Linked DNA regions of Homo sapiens: region 1 is linked to region 2. A link is an interaction called in ENCODE POLR2A ChIA-PET data of the cell type or tissue named here. Cell type or tissue: MCF 10A. All regions are shown on one strand. Each heading gives the region's core, and the rest is flanking DNA. Links, peaks and the distances in the headings are about the cores only. Region 1 overlaps FAM120C (family with sequence similarity 120 member C). Region 2 has its middle 40 kb from the start of HUWE1.

Evidence for each region. Peaks named below come from ENCODE experiments on the same cell type or tissue, not always from the same donor. Only the 100,000 strongest peaks of a DNase experiment are listed, where the experiment ranks them.
Region 1: POLR2A ChIA-PET joins it to region 2 with 5 read pairs; 1 of 35 experiments calls an interaction of 5 or more read pairs at or near these places.

What each region holds. Positions count from the first base shown.
Region 1 is chrX:54,172,232-54,181,848 of GRCh38, reverse strand. All of the region lies in intron 1 of FAM120C (family with sequence similarity 120 member C), which reads left to right. Among named protein-coding and RNA genes, the nearest start is that of FAM120C, 6.2 kb to the left of the region's middle. In MCF 10A, for the core only: no CTCF peak of the experiment used is centred there; a DNase peak (open chromatin) is centred at 3,568.
Region 2 is chrX:53,722,288-53,731,904 of GRCh38, reverse strand. No RefSeq gene overlaps it. Among named protein-coding and RNA genes, the nearest start is that of HUWE1, 40 kb to the right of the region's middle. In MCF 10A, for the core only: no CTCF peak of the experiment used is centred there; a DNase peak (open chromatin) is centred at 4,734.

The sequences.
Region 1 (9,617 bases), core at 2,220-4,719, 450 kb before region 2:
GCCCTTGGAAAGTTAAATGTATACACATGAAACATTTAATTATAGCAATGTGTATGTGATTATGCCTTATGGTCCAGACAGTAAGTACAGTTCCTGTTTTCTGTATGTGGGAGTGGTGGGATATCTTTGGACTAAAGTGGTCAGGGGAGGCTTCCCTGAAGAAGTCGGACCTCACCTGGGTCTTCAAAGGTGGATTGGATTTGAATGAGTCACAAGCTTGGGAGGAGGCTGCTTTAAGTGGGAGGAAGAAAATGAGCAGAAGCAAAAAGGAATATTAAGTGTGCAAGGCCCCATAGGCAGTTAAGTCCAATCTGCATGTAGTTGGGTCACTGCATATGGGGCCTGGGGAACAGCTTGGCAGCATCCCCAGTTCTTGGCACCACTGCTGCTGCTCTGTTGCTTTCCCATACTCTTAGGTTTCAAGTTCCTACGTGTAGAGAATAGCAAGGCTTGGGAAGTAAAGGAGGTGGGCAGGAAGAAGAAAAAGAAAAGTAGTACAGGGTTGGGTAGAAAGAAACCGCAAACCTATTTCCCCAACCAAGGTTCTTGGGGGTTGTCCTTACAGTTAGACAGAACAGGGGATTGTGGGAATCACTTAAGAAGTGGTGTCGGCTGGAGTAATGAGGAGGAAAGAAATTTTAGCTCAGAGACTAAAAGACCTAAACAGAGAAGCTTGCAGTGGTTATAGAGCTTGTGGCTAGAGTCCAGTCATGCTAGACTCGTTCTCAGCATCAAATCTGTGCCTAGAGTGCCTAGATTATAGTTGTTTTAATTTAAACTAATCCAAACGTGAGCTATCTCATACAAGGTTAAAAAAAAAAAAAAAGGCACACATTTGCTTGCTCTTCTGACTGAACATTTTAAGGTAGATTCTTTATTCATGGCCATTCTTTCCACTTTGTTTTCACTGCTACCACCCAGGCTTTTAAGGACTTTTTAACCTCGTTGTTATTAACCTGGTTGCTGGCAATAGTGACCACATTGATGGAATATTTACTATGTTTTAGGTGTCGATCTGTGCACTTCTTTTAAAAAAAATTACCTCATCATCCTCGCAATAACCTATGAAAGCAGTATTATCCCTGTTTTCCAAATGAGGAAACTGAGGCACGGGCTTAGAAACTTGCCCAAAGTCACCCAGAGATAAGTGGCAGGGCTGAGATTTGTGCCTATGTGGTCTTCCTCCAAAGCTCATACTCTAAACAACAGTGCTGCTCTAAAATGAATCTTTCTAAAGTGCCACTGTGATTAGATCATTTCCCCACTCAGCTAAACTCTTCCTTGGCTCCTGGGTAAAGACGTGTTCAGGTCATTCACTTACTTTTTTATTTGAGTGCTTGCTGTAGGCTAAGTACTAGCTGCTTGCTGAGGACTGAGAGGTAAATAAGGGGATCCCGTCCTCAAGGAGGACAAGGTTTAGTGAAAGAGATAATAAATTGCAGATACTGTGGGCTAATTGCAAGTGATGAAAAATGTGGCCCCTATAGGGGGCATGGTTAATTTTGAGTAAGGGAGTGAAAGTTGGGGAAGGCTTCACCGATGGTGCTAAGCCATGAAGAGGGCTGTAGATAGTTCAGATAGCGGACAAGGGTGTGGAGACCCGAATAGCCAGTTATGAGCTCTGAATAGATTTTGATTGGAGGTTGGCAGGAGAGTTGAACACTTGAGTATGGGTTTGTGGTTTCCAAAGTTTTTTTTGTTTATATACCCCATCAGTCAAAATCTTTAGAGAAGCAGCCCTTAGTATATTTTTGTCATACTTCACTACACAGTCTCATTTTTAAAATCCCAGCAGTTAATAAAAAAGATGGATTGAATAGATGGATATGTGATAAATCAGGTATAGTAAAAATAGTAGAATCTCAGTCACGGGTATTCAGATGTTCACTGTAAAATTATCTCAACTTTGCCATGTGTTTGAAGTTTTTCATAATAAAATGTTGGGGAAAAATTCCCAGCAGTCCTCTTTAGTCCTTAGAAGCACTCTTGGGGAATGTATAAATCTTATTCCCTGTGCTAGATTATAAACAAACTCTGATCTTTTTGTATTCTCCATAATGTCCTGTGTACTTTGGGTGCAGGGTACATTGTTTTTTTCCATAGTGAATAGGTCAATGATCCTAAGAGAATGGATTGTAGAAGTGACTTTTTAAGAGTGTAGTGTGGCTCTTAATATAATGGATTTAAGACCAGCTCCAAAATTGCATATCTAAAGTGTCTGTCGATGTTACTAATGAGTGAAGTTCTCTCTCGGTTCTGGTCAGTGACTTTTTTGTTGTTACTGGAGTGATAAAGAACTCCCTGGATTGTAGCACAGACTTGAAAGTATTGATTAATAACCGATTGTGGTTTCCCTTTTCAGAGGAGTGTTCTACTGTCTTGAAGGTGGGAATTTTTCACTTGGATGATCTGCATGCCTACTATTTCTTTTGACTGAATGTCAGTGCCTCAGAACAAAACCCACTACTGTATCTCTCCCCTCTTTGGTTTTGTTCTTCAGGCTAGACCACAAGATGGGCCTTTATTCCCAGTCTCATTTTCATTTGTGATACAGAAAGTAGAGGTGGAAGGATTAAATAATAGATAAATTGCTGGGTTGTCTGTTTAGCTTTAGACAACTTCGGACTTCCCATGAAAAGATCCAGTGTGTATTGCTGGGATGAATTTTTTGATTTGGTTGGTTTCATTTATATGCTCTGCAAAGCTTTGTAAATGATAATCAGTAGAAGGAAAATTAAGTAAACCCACAAATTGCTTGCCTGATTGCTTCCTAAGGGTCTCAGAAATAAAGCAACCTAAAGCAGTTTTAGATTGTGATTCAGGAGATAATTTAGGGTGATTAAGGGAATGAATGCTTTGTTTTAATGGTTACTGTGTAATTAGAAAAAAATGATCAGCACATCAGACTCACCATTTCACAGCTATACTTTTTTAGAATGATTATGATTACATAAAATGAGTTGATTTAAAGAAAGCTATTAAGTTGCAGTACGTGGATATGGCAGAAATCATGTTGGTGGCATATGAATAACCAGACTTTGAGAACAGATACCATTTTGTGCTTTGGTTCTCTAGAATACGATAAAGCAATGGCTGCTATGCCTCCTGATTGTTTACTTACCATTAGTCATAGACATTCTGAAAAGTCATTGACTTTTCTAGATGCTCTAGTCGTTGGAAAATAATCAAAATAATAATTACTTCTTAGGCAACAAGTTGTATATTAAAAGCTTTTAAAATATCTCATTTAATCCTCAAGAGCTTGCAAGGTGCATGGTATTCTCCCCATTTTACAGTTGAGTAACTGAGGTAACCAAGAGGTAAAATAATTTTTCTTTGTTCTAAGTACTAGTAAGTGGTGGATAAAAATTATTGTTCTAGGTTTATATTGCTCAAAGTTTACACAATCCCACCATCCTGTTTCCTTCATTTTATACATTCTTGTGTATGATCGTACACTGTTATTGGCTAGACAATATGCATAGAAGACAATCATAAGTAGATTTTTTGAGCACTTAGTTTGTGCCAGCATTGCTAAATGTACAATACTGCCAGTACAAGGCAAATGTGTAAGCTAAGTGCCAAGTAAGTGAGTCATACAGTGATGTTATAGGAATTCAAAAGTAGTAATCCCTGTCCTTTCTACAGTTTCAGTCTCTGCCTCTCTGGTTTCTTTCACTTACAGCATGCACAAATAATCTTTGAAAAACAAAAACTTCCCCTTTATTTTCTAATTCCTTCGAGCCATTATCTTTATCTCCTTTCTTCCCTATTCACCATTATTCTTAAAGAAGCAGATTGTATTAATTCCCATTCCCTAGCCTAGTGCTACTTTATATCTGATGTCACCACTCTGAAGCTGCCACATGCATTTCCATTCTTAGCCTTTCTTGGTCCTCTTTAAGATCATTAATATCAAGCCATCCTATTCTTGAACTATCTTCCTTGGATTTCATAATTCAGCTCACTTCTGATTCTCCTTGTAACCCTCTAGTTCTTTCTTCTCTTTTCCTTATTCCTCTTCTGCCTGCTTCTTTAAATGTTGGTGCCCTCAAGGCTTCTGTCCTAGTCATATTCTTCTGCTTTTGTTTCCTGAGCAATCTCATCCATTATTGTGGCTTTAAGTATTAATTAAATTCTGATGATTCCTATTGCTCTGTCTCTACCCTCGACCTCTCTCATGAGCTTTCAACACATCTTTTCAGCTCTCTACTACTTGATGTCTTTTAGGTCACTTAAACTAAAAAATACCCAAAATGGAACTCATTATGTTTCCCCAAAACTTGTTTCACTTCTGGTACTCTCTTTTTCTATGAATGGTGTCTTTCATCAGTTTCAAGCCAGAAGCTGTGGAGTCCTCAATTCTTCACTCTCCTGTCACTTCCCACATTTACTTGGTCATCGGATCCTTTGAGTTCTACGTCAGAAATGTCTCCTGAGTCCAGCTACTTCTGTCTGTTTCCACCCCCATTGCTTTAGTTCAGGCTGCCAAAATTTCTTACCTGAACCAGGAAGACAGTGTCAACTTGTTCCTTTACCATAACACTCTCCGGACTCCATCTGCCATATTGCTGCCAGAGACACGATTCTGAAAACAGAAGCTGACTCTGTTATATGCCCAAAGGTGTATTTGCCCACCCTACCGAGTCCAAACTTCTCAGCATGGCAGACAGCGCCCTTCACAATCTGATCCCAAACTCTCTCCAGACTTACCTGGTGCTCACCTCTGGCCACCCCTGTTCCAACCATTCTATATTTTCTTAGTTTCCTAGACATACCGTGTCCTCTCTCATAGTATTTTTCTTATGTTTATCTTGACCTTTGCATAGCAAATTCCCCCTTATTCCTGCTCAAAAGTTATCCTATAGAATCTTTCCTAGCCAGCCTCTGTCAGCTGTGGTAGATGAAGCCTTCCCTTTACTACCAGAGTACTCTGTTCTTACCTCTCTCATATTTTTTTCTCTTTCATAGTATTTTCATATCGCATAATTCTCTTTTAAATGAGTTCTAAGAGGGCGGAGATTTGCTCTAGGACTTGACATATATAAAATAATGTTTGCCGTGAGAGAGATTGGTTGATTTGCCTTTACTGACTGAATCACTACAGAGGGCTTTACAGGTCAGATGAAGAATTTAGAATCAGTGCTATACAATGTTATATGTTAATTCCATCTAAATAAACTCAGATTGCAAACTGAATTGCCAAACTCCTTTTACTCAGAAGTTTTGTAGCTACTTAGCAATGCACTTATAGAATATATTCCCCTTTGATGGTAGTAATAATAGCTACCACATGGGCGAGGTACCTCACCAATATTCATTTAATCCTCACAACCACCCAACAGGAGAGGTATTAATCTCTATTTTTTCCTCTACTCCTATGACAGATTAAATCTCTTTTTTTTTTTTTTTTTTTGAGACAGAGTCTTGCTCTGTGGCCCAGATTGGAGTACAGTGGCATGATCTTGCCTCATTACAACCTCCACCTCCTGGGTTCAAGCAATTCTCCTGCCTCAGCCTCCCAAGTAGCTGGGACTGCAGGTGCGTGCCACTACACCCAGCTAATTTTTGTATTTTTAGTAGAGACGGGGTTTCACCGTGTTGGCCAGACTGGTTTCGAACTCCTGACCTCAGGTGATCTGCCTGCATCAGCCACCCAAAGCGCTGGGATTACAGGCGTGAGCCACCACGCCTGGCCTAAATCTCTACTTTTTATAGCCAAAAACCAAAAAACAAAAAAACAGGCTCAGTGTAGTTACTGGCCCAAGGATACACTGCTAGAACATGGTTGGACCAAGATTTGGACCTAAAGATATTTGACACCAAAATCCTTCATCTTTAACATATCTCAAAACAGTATAATTGCGTTTTTATAGTTATATTTTAATAACTTTTTCTAGAACATTTTTTCCTATATTTAGTTTGTGTAGCATAATGGCTGACAACACAGGCCTTGGAGCCAGACTGCCTGGGTTTAGATCCCTATTCTTCTAAGTACTCATTATGTAAGCTTAGGCAAGTTACTTGCTCTGTGCCTCAGTTTAACAATAATACCTACATCACAAATTTTGTTGTGAGTGTTAAATGATTTAAGTAATATGCTTGGAACATCATATGGCATGTAGTAAATGCCATATAAATGCCAGCTACTATTATATTGACTAAAATATCTTGTAGCGGGGCATGGTGGTGCGCACCTGTAGTCCCAGCTACTTGGGAGGCTGAGGCAGGAGGATTGCTTGAGCCTGAGAGGTTGAGGTTGCAGTGAGCTGAGATCGCACCAATGCACTGCAGCCTGGGCGACGGAGTTAAGACCCTGTATATATTAAAAAAAAAAAGTATAAAATATCTTGTGCACCTAGTAGGTTGGACATTGATCACCTCACTCTCATGCTTTAAGCTTAGCATGGCATGCCATGGCATGCCTTCATGATCTGCCCACCATTATCTAGCCTAATTTTACCCCATTTTTCTTATCAGGACAATGCTTTTCAGTTCAGTTAATATTTTTGAGCACCTGTTCTGTGCCAGACACTGTGCTAAGTACTATGAACAACGGAATTAATTTATTCAGCCAATGTATTGGACTCCTGTGTGCCAGGCAAAGTTCAAGATTGTGAGGATACAGCAGTGAATAAAACAGATTTCTGACCTCATGAAACTTGTATTCTAATGGAGAAAATAACAAACAAGATAAATAGGCAAAATATGTTTTGTGACATAGGAAATGCTGTGGAGAAAATGAAGTAGGGAAGTGAGATAAGGAGTGTTGAAGTCAGGGGTACAAAGCATGGTACCCTACCCTTCCAGGAGCTCATAGTCTATCTAGTAGAGGAGACAAGTAAGAAAATACTTATGGTATAAGTCCCCAGGATCATTTCTCCGGCCCTTGTCATTAGGCCCAGGGACATAACCAGTAGAAGTGGCAGAAACCAGGATTTGCATACCAGAAGCAAAACCCTTGCCCGTTCATCTGTATCACATGAGGAAATTACAAAGGTTATGGCAAAGATGGCAAACTGGCAGCCCGTAGGCCTTATGTGGCCCATGCATGTATTTTTGCATTGGCCCACACATTTTTTTCCTTTTCTTTTTGAAAGAACTTCGTTTATTTTCATTGATCAGTAGTGTTCACCAGGATCTGAAATCAAATAATGCACTTGGACTGAATATTAAGGCATCATCTAGTTGAATGAATTGAATGATTATCATTTCCTGCTGTCATTTAACTTGCATTATATGAATACACTTCTTTTTTAACAAGTTCGAATTTGTTGCCAACTTTTAAAAATTGAGAAATGTTGCAAAAAAGTCTCTTTCCAACCACTCCTGAAATATCAGATCCTCTGGCAATACTGGTTGACCCCTTTTGGTGAACCACATGGTCTTCATTTATTGGTCTCTACAGCTCCATGGTGTCTCCCTGCCACAATGATGAAGTGCCACTTGTCATTCATGGTAGACATCTTCTACAGTGGCTCCCAATGAGTCCCACCTCCTGGTATTCACACCCTTTTGTAATCTCCTCCTGTCCCCCCCGTTTGTGGGCTGGACCTAGTGACTTGCTTCTGATGAGCAGACTACAACAAAAGTGATGGGATGTCACTTCCAAGATTAGGTTATAAAAAACTGTGACTTCCATCTTGTTTGCACTCTCTCTCTCTTTCTCTCTGGCTCTTCTTGCTTGATCACTCTGATGAAGCAAGCTGCCATGTTGTGAGCTGCCCTATGGAGAGGCCCACAGGAAAAGAAACTGAGGGAAGCCTCCAACCAACACTCAGTGAGGAACTGAGGCCCTCAGTCCAACTACAGCCTGCAAGGAACTGAATTGCTGCCAACAGCCACGTACGTGAGTGAGCTTGGAAGCGGATCCTTCCCCAGGCAAGCCTTGAGATGACTGCAGCCCTGGCTGGCACCTTGATTGAAGCCTGTAGGAGACCTTGAGCCAGAGGACCCAGCTAAGCCATGCCTACAGATACTATGAGATAATAAATGTTGTTTTAAGCCACTAAGTTTGGGGGCTACTTTGTTACACAGAAATAGATAACTGAAACACCATTGATTGTTGTGCTTGTTCTTTTTAAATAATATTTTTGATGAATATGAAATATTTCTCCTACATCTGTGCAAAGTGAAAAAAATCTTTTTTATGGAAGAAGTTCACGTATTTGAACAGGAGAGAGCCTATTTCTTTGTGGAATTGATGAATTTTCATATACGTCTAAATAAAATGTGTCTGTTGAAAGACTACGATTTAAGATACCATTTAAAAGTAAACCATTGTAAGAAATATCAGTATACAGCCGGGCGCGGTGGCTCACGCCTGTAATCCCAGCACTTTGGGAGGCCGAGGCAGGCGGATCACCTGAGGTCGGAAGTTCGAGACCAGGCTGACCAACATGGAGAAACCCTGTCTCTACTAAAAGTACAAAATTAGCCGGGCGTGGTGGCGCATGCCTGTAATCCCAGCTACTCGAGAGGCTGAGGCAGGAGAATCACTTGAACCTGGGAGGCAGAGGTTGTGGTGAGCCGAGATTGCACCATTGCACTCCAGCCTGGGCAATAAGAGCGAAACTCCGTCTCAAAAAAAAGAAATATCATTATACAAAAATGATGAATGCTGAAATGAAAAGAACTTAAAAATGTACTTGGAATTTCAACAGGCTATATTTCTAGATACAGATAAAATAAGTGATGCCACAAAAGGCAATTATGTATTAAATGAAAAAACTGCCAGGGGTTGAAAGCTTTTTTAAGCAGTAGTTTTATAAAAGTGTTTGTTGAGTACAACAGAAATTATGTTATAAACAAGCATTTGCAAAGGTAGGAAATACTTTTGTTCAGGATGTCAAACATCGATGGCTAAACATTCTTGGGCCAGATTTAGTCAAAAAGTTAAATTATTTTTGGAGATTTACATAGCAGCTGGTTACAACAGATTAAAAACTCCATCCACATAGCTATACATTTAGCTGTATACGTAGCCAGTGGTTCTCAAAGTATGGTCCTAGACCAACAGCATTGTACCATCTGGAAACATGTTGGAAATACACATTCTCAGTCCCCTACCCCATCGGACCTACAGAATCAGAAACTGGCGGGAAAGGTGGGGGAGCTTATGGATCCATTTCAACAAGCCCTCCAGCTGATTCTGATACATGCTGAAGTTCGAGAGCCACTGCACTTAGGTATGATTTATGTGTTAAGAATTTGATGTAACCTGACTCTTGGACTCATCACAGGTACATCTGGAAATACCTGGATTTTGTGTGATGAGAAAAGTCTTGAGATTTTTAATAACAATTGTTCAAAATTAGTAAGTATGGCTACAGATTGTGCTTCTGCAATAGTGTTAAGAACTGTTGGACCCAAGAAACAATTTGAAGCAGAAACACTTTCCAGGGACCTAAACTTAAAGCTATTTCTGCTAAAAGCTTCAAAATGAATCAGTCAGATCAGAAACTAGTAATTAACATTGTGGTTTGCACCACAATTGAATACTTTGCTTGGTGAATTATTAGGTGCATGTTATGGAAATCTGCCCTATGACATGGAGGTTGATTGGCTTAGTTGAACATGATACTCAAGATGCTGAAAAAAATGATTTGGCATCCAAA
Region 2 (9,617 bases), core at 3,656-6,155:
AAATACAAAAAATTAGCCAGGCATAGTGGTGCATGCCTGTAATCCCAGCTACTCGGGAGGCTGAGGCAGGAGAATCACTTGAACCCGGGAGGCGGAGGTTGCAGTGAGCCGAGATCACACCATTGCACTCCAGCCTGGGCAACAAGAGCTAAACTCCGTCTCAAAAAAAAAAAAAAAAAAAAAAGATAAGGGCAGTTCTGATCATAAACTCAACTACATTTACACAAAACAGGAGAGTTAGCCTATCCCTTCCTGCCTTAAAAATCCTGGTACTCACTTCTCTTCCTTACTAGTAGATGTGATATGCGATTTGTGGCTTTTTTTTTTTCTTTAGAATAGGGCACTTTCACCTTCATTAAAAGCCTGTTCAGGCAGATATGCTTTCTCCTCAATGATTTTCTTTCTTTCTTCGTTTCTTTTTTTTTTTTTTTTTTTTTTTTTTTTTTGAGATGGAGCCTCACTCTGTCACCCAGGCCAGAGTGCAGTGGTGCAATCTCGGCTCACTGCAACCTCTGCCTCCCAGGTTCAAGCGATTCTCTTGCTTCAGCCTCCCGAGTAGCTGGGTTACAGGTGCATGCCACCACACCCTGCTAACTTTTGTATTTTTAGCAGAGGCGGGGTTTCACCATGTTGGTCAGGCTGGTCTCGAACTCCCGACCTCAGGTGATTTGTCTGCCTTGGCCTCCCAAAGTGCTGGGATTACAGGCGTGAGCCACCACGCCTGGCCTCCTCAATGATTTTCTAAATGGCATCTGGGAACTCGTCTGCTGCCTCTTGGTCAGCAGAATCTGCTTCTCCTGTTATCTTAATATTTTTAAAACCAAAACTCTTGCCAGCTGCGGTGGCTCATGCCTGTAATCCCAACACTTTGGGAGGCCGAGGCGGGCAGATCACGAGGTCAAGAGTTTGAGACGACCCTGGCCAACATGGCGAAACCCCGTCTCTACTAAAAATACAGAAATTAGCCAGGTGTGGTTGCGGGTACCTGTAATCCCATCTACTCGGGAGGCTGAGGCAGGAGAATCGCTTGAACCTGGGAGGCAGAGGTTGCAGTGAGCCGAGATCGCGCCACTGCACTCCACCCTGGGCGACAAGAGCAAGACTCCGTCTCAAACAACAACAACAACAACAAAACTCTTTCCAAAATTATGGTTTCATCCTTTGCTGGCAATGAATTGTTCAGCTTAGATCTTCCACCTTCCTTTTGCTTATGTTGCCATATAATGACTTCACTTTTTCTCACATCATATTAGAATCTATACATATCACTTTCTTACAGGAATCCTGCACCCACATAAAAGCTGCATTTTCGGGGCCGGGCACAGTGGCTCACGCCTGTAATCACAGCACTTGGGCAGGCCGAGGCAGGAGGATCATGAGGTCAGGAGATCGAGATCATCCTGGCTAACACAGTGAAACCCCGTCTCTACTAAAAATACAAAAAATTAGCCAGGCATGGTGGCGGGCGCCTGTAGTCCCAGCTACTGGGGAGGCTGAGGCAGGAGAATGGTGTGAACCCGGGAGGCGGAGCTTGCAGTGAGCCGAGATGGCGCCACTGCACTCTAGCCTGGGCGACAAAGTGAGAGTCCATCTCAAAAAAAAAAAAAAAAGCTGCATTTTCAATAGAAGATAAAAGGGTATTTCACAGAAGGTACAAGGTTTTCACAGCTGTTGGTTTTTACTTTTCTCTCTCTCTCTTTTTTTACAATTATCCTTACACTGGATTTATTTGAAATGACAGGCAATAGCAGCTGAAGTCCTCAATCTACAGAACACATCAAGCAGTTCAACTTCTTCTTGTAATGTCATGACTTTTCTCTGCTTCCTGGGGACAGTTCCAGCATCATTAGTGGCACCCCATATGGGTTCCATACTGTTACTCAAGGTTTACAGTATTGCAGTAAATATTACGAAAAATATGCAAGAACTATGAGGGATCACTTTTTACTGGAGATATGAATTACTCACATGGAGATGATTAGTGTCACATGGCATTTTAAGCAGATACTTGCAATACTTGAGCTCACCTCAATAGTGGTGATTACAAAATTATTACAGCATACACAAATACATTGTATAGCTATACAAAAATATTTTCTCTATATTCTTATTCTATAAGTTTTTTTATATTTTTAATTTTTTTACTTTCTAAACTGTTTTGTTAAAAACAAAGACACAAACACACACATTAGCCTAGACCAACACAGGGTCAGGATCATCAAGACGTCACTAGGTGATAGGAATTTTTTAGCTCCATTATAATTTTAGGGGACCACCATAGTATATGTGGCCTATTCTTCACCAAAACAACATTACGCTGGCACATGACTGTCTGATTTTCTGTCTTTGGCTGTCTACAGAAGTTGCCTCCGCCTCCCAGGTTAAAGAGATTCTGCTGCCTCAGTCTCCTGAGTAGCTGGGATTACAGGCCCAAGCCACAAGGCCCAGCTAATTTTCGTATTTTTAGTAGAGACAGGGTTTCACCATGTTGGTCAGGCTGGTATCAAACTCCTGACCTCAGGTGAGCCACCTGCCTCGGCCTCCCAAAACGCTGGGATTACAGGCGTGGGCCACTGCGTCTGGTCTATGATCCCCATTGTTGAAGGTGGGACCTGGTATGAGTTGTTTAGATCCTCGGGGTGGACCCTTCATGAATGGCTTGGTGCCATTCTTGCAGGAGTGACGGAGTTGTCACTCTTAGTTTCCATAAGAACTGCTTGTTGAAAAGAGCCTGACACTGGCTGGGCACAGTGACTCATGCCTGTAATCCCAGCACTTTGGGAGGTGAGGTTGGGGGGCTCACCCTGAGGTCAAGACCAGCCTGGCCAACATGGAGAAACCCCATCTCTACTAAAAGTTACAAAAATTAGCCAGGCATGGTGGTGCACGCCTGTAATCCTAGCTCCTCGGGAGGCTGAGGCAGGAGAATTGCTTGAATCTAGGAGGCAGAGGTTGCAGTGAGCTGAGATCATGCCACTGCACTCCAGCTTGGGCAATTGAGCAAGACTCCATCTGAAAAGAAAGAAAGAAAGAAAGAAAGAGAGAGAGAGAGAGAGAAAGAAAGGAAGGAAGGAAAGGAAGGAAGGAAGGAAGGAAGGAAGGAAGGAAGGAAGGAAGGAAGGAAGGAAGGGAGGGAAAGAAAGACAAAGAAAGAAAAAGAAAGAAAGAAAGAGAAAAGCCTGACGCCTACTCCTGTCTTTCTTTCTTTCTTTATTTCTATCTTGCCATGTGATCTGCACATGCAGGTTCCCCTTCCTTTCTCTGGACACTGAAACTTGAGTTTCACATAATTTTCACACGTCACAAAATATTATCCTTCATTTAATTCTTTTAACCACCTAAAAATATAAAAACCACTGTTATACCATAGGCTGTACAAAAACAGGCAGCAGGCTGGATTTGGCCCACTAGCAGTAGTTTGGCAACCCCTGATATAAGGGGTTTATGCTAGTCTAGTTTGTAGATGGTTATGTGACCCAGTGCTGGTCAATGAGATGTGAGTAAAGGTCTTCTGGGCTTCCTCTAAGAAAGGTTTCCTCACTCTTAATGAAAGACAGATAGAAAAGATGGTCTAGATTCTTCCTTTCTCTACTGCATGTCTGGATGTGATGCAAGGAACTTCAGCAGCCACCTTGCAACTATGAGGTGACTAGCCTGAAGAGTACCAGGAGCCTGAGGATGGCAGAGCAGAAAGATTGAAAAAAAGAATCTGGGTCCTTGATAATATTGCTGAGAAGCTAAATTAACCAACAGTGGAGTCATCCTACTTCAGAATTTATTACAGGTAGAGTATTCCTAATCCAAAAATTCAAAACCTGAAATGCTCCAAAATCTGAAACTTTTTGAGCACTGATTTGGCACTCAAAGGAAATGCTCACTGGAGCATTTCAAATTTTTGGATGTTTAAATTAGGGATGCTCAGCTGGAAAGTATAATGCAAATATTATAAAATCTGAAATCCAAAACACTTCTGGCCCCAAGGACTTCAGATAAAGGATACTCAACCTGTATTATAATAAGTTGGAGATAATAAAATTTTCTTTTTCTTTCCTTTTTTTTTTTTTTTTGAGGCAGAGTTTCACTCTTGTTGCCCAGGCTGGAGTATAATGGCACAATCCCGCCTCACTGCAACCTCTGCCTCCCAGGCTCAAGCAATTCTCCTGTCTCAGCCCCTTGAGTAGCTGGGATTACAGGCATGTGCCACCACCATGCCTAGCTAATTTTGTATTTTTAGTAGAGACAGGGTTTCTCCATGTTGGTCAGGCTGGTCTCGAACTCCCACTCAGGTGATCCACCCACCTCAGCCTCCCAAAGTGTTGGGATTATAGGCGTGAGCCACCGCGCCTGGCTAATAAAATTTTCTTATAGTTAATTATTGTTTTCTTATTGAGTTATGTTTTCTGTTAGGCATTCTAACTAAAACAATGAGTCAAAAATTCTCACTTCATCAAATAAAGAATTCTACTGTTTGAAAGACACTGTTAAAAGAATGAAAGGACATACAGAGTGGGAATGAATATTTGCAAATTATATATTTGATAAAGAACTTGAATCCGGAATACAGTAGTCCCACCTTATTCACAGGTAATATGTTCTAAGACCCCCAGTGGACACCTTAAACTAGGAATAGTACTGAACCATATGTATACTATGTTTTTTCCATCTGATAACCAAGCTAGCTACTAAATGACTAATGGGGTGGGGAGGTAGCATAGACAGCATGGATATGCTGGACAAGGGGATGATTCACAGCCAAAGGCAGGACAAAACAGAACAGCGTAAGATTTCATCATGCTACTCAGAATGGCACAAAATTTAAAACATATGAGTTGTTTATTTCTGGAATTTTCCATTTAATATTTTTGGACTTCAGTTGATCTCAGATAACTGAAACTGCAGAAAGTGAAACTGCAGATAAGTGGGATGTTCTAGTCTGTGTTGCTATAAAGGAATGCCTGAGGCTGGGTAATTTATAAAGAAAAGAGGATTATTTGACTCATGGTTCTACAGGCTGTACAACAAGCATGGCGCACTCAGCTGGGCGTGGTGGCTCATGCCTGTAATCCCAGCACTTTGGGAGGCAGGAGGATTGCTTGAGCCCAGGAGTTCAAGACCAGCCCTGGCAACATAGCAAAAGGCTGTCACTACAAACAAACAAACAAAAAATTTAACCAGGTGTGGTGGCACGTGCCTTGTAGTCCTAACTACTTGGGAGGCTGAGGTAGGAAGATCCTTTGAGCCCAAGGGTTTGAGGCTGTTGTGATCTATGACCATGCCACTGCACTCCAGCATGGGTGACAGAGCGAGACCCTGTCAAACAAAAAAACAAAAAAACAAAACAAAACAAAAACTATGGCGCCAGCACCTGCTTCCAGTGAGGGCTTCAGGAAGCTTCCAGGAAGCTCCCAATCATGGAGGAAGGCAAAGAGGGGGCAGCATCACATGATAAGAGAGGAGGGAAGAGAGAAAGAAGGAAGTGCCAGGCTCTTTGTTAACAATCAGTACTCATAGGAACTAATACAGCGAGAACTGACTCCTGACCATGAGGATGGCTCATAAAGAGCCATCCCAGGATCCAAACACCTCCCACCAGGCCTCAACCTCAATATTAGGTATCAAATTTTAACATATCCGAATATATCATTCCGCCCCTGGCTACCCAAATCTCATGTCGTTCTCACATTGCAAAATACAATAATTCCTTCCTAATAGTCACCAAAGGTTGTTTTTTGTTGTTGTTGTTTTTTGACACAGGGTCTCACTCTGGTTGCCCAAGCTGGAGTGCAGGGGTGTAATCTTGGCTCACTGCAGCCTCAATCTCCCGGGCCCAGGTGATTCTCTCACCTCAGCCCAAGTAGCTGGGACTACAGGTGTGCACCACCACACCCAGCTAAATGTTTTTTGTATTTTTAGTAGAGATGGGGTTTCTCCATGTTGCCCAGGCTGGTTTTGAACTCCTGGACTTGAGCAATCCATTTTCCTCGGCCTCCCAAACTGCTGGGATTACAGGCCTGAGCACCAACCCAAAAGTCCAAAGTGCAAAGTCTCACCTGAGACTCAAGGCAAGTTCCTACCAGGTAAGATCAAAAACAAGTTATTTACTCCTAAAATACAATGGTGGTACAGGCATTGGGTAAATATTCCCATTCCAAAAGGGAGAAATCAGCCACAGGAAAGGAGCAACAGGCCCCACACAAGTCTGAGACCCAGCAGAACAGACATTACATCTTAAAGCTCCAAAATAATCCTTGATTCCATGTCCCACATTCAGGGCACACAGATGCAAAGGGTGGGCCCTCAAAGCCTTGGGCAGTGCGACCTCTATGGCTTTGCTGAGCACAGCCCATGTGACTGCTCTCAGGGGTTGAAGTTGAATGGCTGTGAGTTTTCCAGGCTGAGATTGCACGCTGCCAGTGGCTCTGCTATTCTGGGGTCTGGAGGGCAGCAGCCCCATTCCCACAGCCCTACTAGGCAGTGCCCTGGTGGGGACACTTTGTGGTGGCTCCAACCCCACATTTCCCCTCAGCACTGGCTTAGTAGAGTCTCTCTGTGGGGGCTCTGCCCCTGTGGCAGGCTTCTGCCTGGACACCCAGGCTTTTCCATACAACCTCTGAAATCCAGGGGGAAGCTGCCAAGCCTCCGTGGCTCTTGCATTCTGCGCACCTGTGGACTTAACGCCACATAGAAGCCACCAAGGTTCATGGCTTGCATTCTCTGGAGTGGTGGGAGTCGCTCCTGGGGCTGTTTGAGCTGCAGCTGGAGTCTCAGCAGCACAGATGCAGGGAGCAACGTTTGAAAGTGGCACAGGGCAGTGGTGCCCCAGCTTAGCCTCCAAAACCATTCTGTCTCCCTAGCCCTCTGGGCCTGTGATGGGAGGGGTGGACTGGAAGTCTTCTGAAATGGCTTGGAGACCTTTATCCCATTGTCTTGACTATTAGCACCTGGCTCCCTTTTATCCTCTATCTAGCAAGTGGTTGTTCTCCAGCACCCTTGGATTTCCCTTATGAAGATGCTTTTTCCTTCTCTACCACATGGCCAGGCTGCAATTTTCCAAACTTTTATGCTCTGTTTCCCTTTTAATTATAAGTTCCAACTTTAGGTCATTCTTTCTTTTTTTTTTTGAGATGGAGTTTAGCTCTTGTCACCCAACCTGGAGTGCAATGGTGCTGTCTCAGCTCACTGCAACCTCTGCCTCCTGGGTTCAAGTGATTCTTCTGCCTGAGCTTCCCAAGTAGCTGAGATTACAGGTGCCCACCACCATGCCCAGCTAATTTTTGTATTTTTAGTAGAGACAAGGTTTCACCATGTTAGCAGGCTGGTCTCAAACTCCTGACCTCAGGTGATCCACCTGCCTCAGCTTCCCAAAGTGCTGGGATTACAAGCACGAGCCAAGGAGCCCGGCCAGTCATTCTTTTACTTCCATATATGATCATCTGCTTTTAGAAACAGCTGCATTGCTTTTTGAATGCTTTGCTGCTTAGAAATTTCTTCTGCCATAAGCCCAAGGTCATTGCTCTTTTTTTTTTTCCAAGACGGAGTCTCACTCTGTCGCCCAGGCTGGAGTGCAGTGGCATGATCTCGGCTCGCTGCAACCTCTGCCTCCCAGGATCTAGTGATTCTCCTGCCTCAGCCTCCCGAGTAGCTGGGACTACAGGCGCATGCCACCACGCCCGGCTAACTTTTTGTATTTTTAGTAGAGACGGGGTTTCACCGTGTTAGCCAGGATGGTCTTGATCTCCTGACCTTGTGATCCGCCCGCCTTGGCCTCCCAAAGTGCTGGGATTACAGGTGCGAGCCACCGTGCCCGGCTGGTCATTGCTCTTAAGTTTGGTCTTCCACAAAGCCCCTGGGCATGGACATAATGCACTCAAGTTCTTTGCTCAGGCATAACAAGTGTGACCTTTGCTCCAGTTCCCAATAACTTCCTCATTTCCATCTGAGACTTCGTCAGCTTGACCTCTCCTGTCCATATTTCTACTAGTATTTTGGTTACAACCACTTGACCAGTCCCTAATAATTCCAAACATTCCGTGGACTTCCTGTCTTCTGAAGCCTTCAAATTTTTCCAACTTCTGCTTATTTCCTGACTCCAAAGCTGCTTCTACATCTTCAGGTATCTTTACAGCAACATTCCACTCTTGGTACCAGTTTTCTGTCTTAGTCCATTTGTGTTGCTATAAAGTAATACCTGAAGTTGGGTAATTTATTTTTAAAAAGGTTTACCTGGTTCATGGTTCTGCTGGCTACACAAGAAGCACGGTATCAGCATCTGCTTCTGGTGAAGGCCTTGGGAAGCTTCCACTTATGGCAGATGGCAAAGAGGAGCAGGCATCACATAGTGAAAGATGAGGGAAGAGAGAGAAGAAGACGTGCCAAGTTCTTTCTAACAATCCGTTTTTGCCAGGCACAGTGGCTCACTCCTGTCATCCCAGCACTTTAGGAGGCCTAGGTGGGAGGATAGCTTAAGCCTGGGAGTACAAGACCAGCCTGGGTAACAGAGCGAGACCCCATCTCTACAGAAAACAAAAAAATCAATAAATAATAAAAAAAAATCAGTTCGCATAGGAACTAATACAGTGAGAACTCGCTCATTACTGCAAGGATAGTTTATAAGGGATCTGCCCGCATGATCCAACCACTTCCCACCAGGACCCACTGCTAACATTTGGGATCAAATTTCTTTCTTTCTTTTTTTTTTTTTTTTTTTTTGAGACAGAGTCTCACTCTGTCTCCCAGGCTGGAGTGCAATGGCTTGATCTTGGCTCACTGCAAGCTCCGGCTCCTGGGTTCACGCCATTCTCCTGCCTCAGCCTCCCGAGTAGCTGGGGCTACAGGCGCCTGCCACTACACCTGGCTAATTTTTTGTATTTTTTAGTAGAGACAGGGTTTCACCATGTTAGCCAGGATGGTCTCGATCACCTGACCTCGTGATCCTCCCGCCTCGGCCTCCCAAAGTGCTGGGATTACAGGCGTGAGCCACCGCGCCCGGCCGGGATCAAATTTCAACATGAAATTTGGAGGGGACAAACATCCAAGCAACATCAGGTATCTACGGTATGTAAAGAACTTGCAAAACTCAGTAATAGAAAGCAAACAACCCAATTACAGTTTTAAAAAACAGGCAAAAGATTTGACCAGACACTTCACCAAGGAAGATATATAGATGGAACTTAAGCACATGAAAAGATACTTCACATCGTTAGAATTAGGGAAATGAAAATTAAAACCACAACGAAATACCAATACCCTCTTATTAGAATGACTAAAATTAAAAAGGCTAACCAAATCAGTGGAACTGGAACTCTCACACACTGCTAATGGAGTATAAAATAATACAGGAACTTTGGAAAACAGTTTGTTTTTTAAAAACTTACATATATACCTGCCACATGGTTTGACCATTCTATTTTTTTTTATTTTTATTTTTTTAGTATTTATTGATCATTCTTGGGTGCTTCTCGGAGAGGGGGATTTGGCAGGGTCATAGGACAATAGTGGAGGGAAGGTCAGCAGATAAACAAGTGAACAAGGGTCTCTGGTTTTCCTAGGCAGAGGACCCTGCGGCCTTCCGCAGTGTTTGTGTCCCTGGGTACTTGAGATTAGGGAGTGGTGATGAC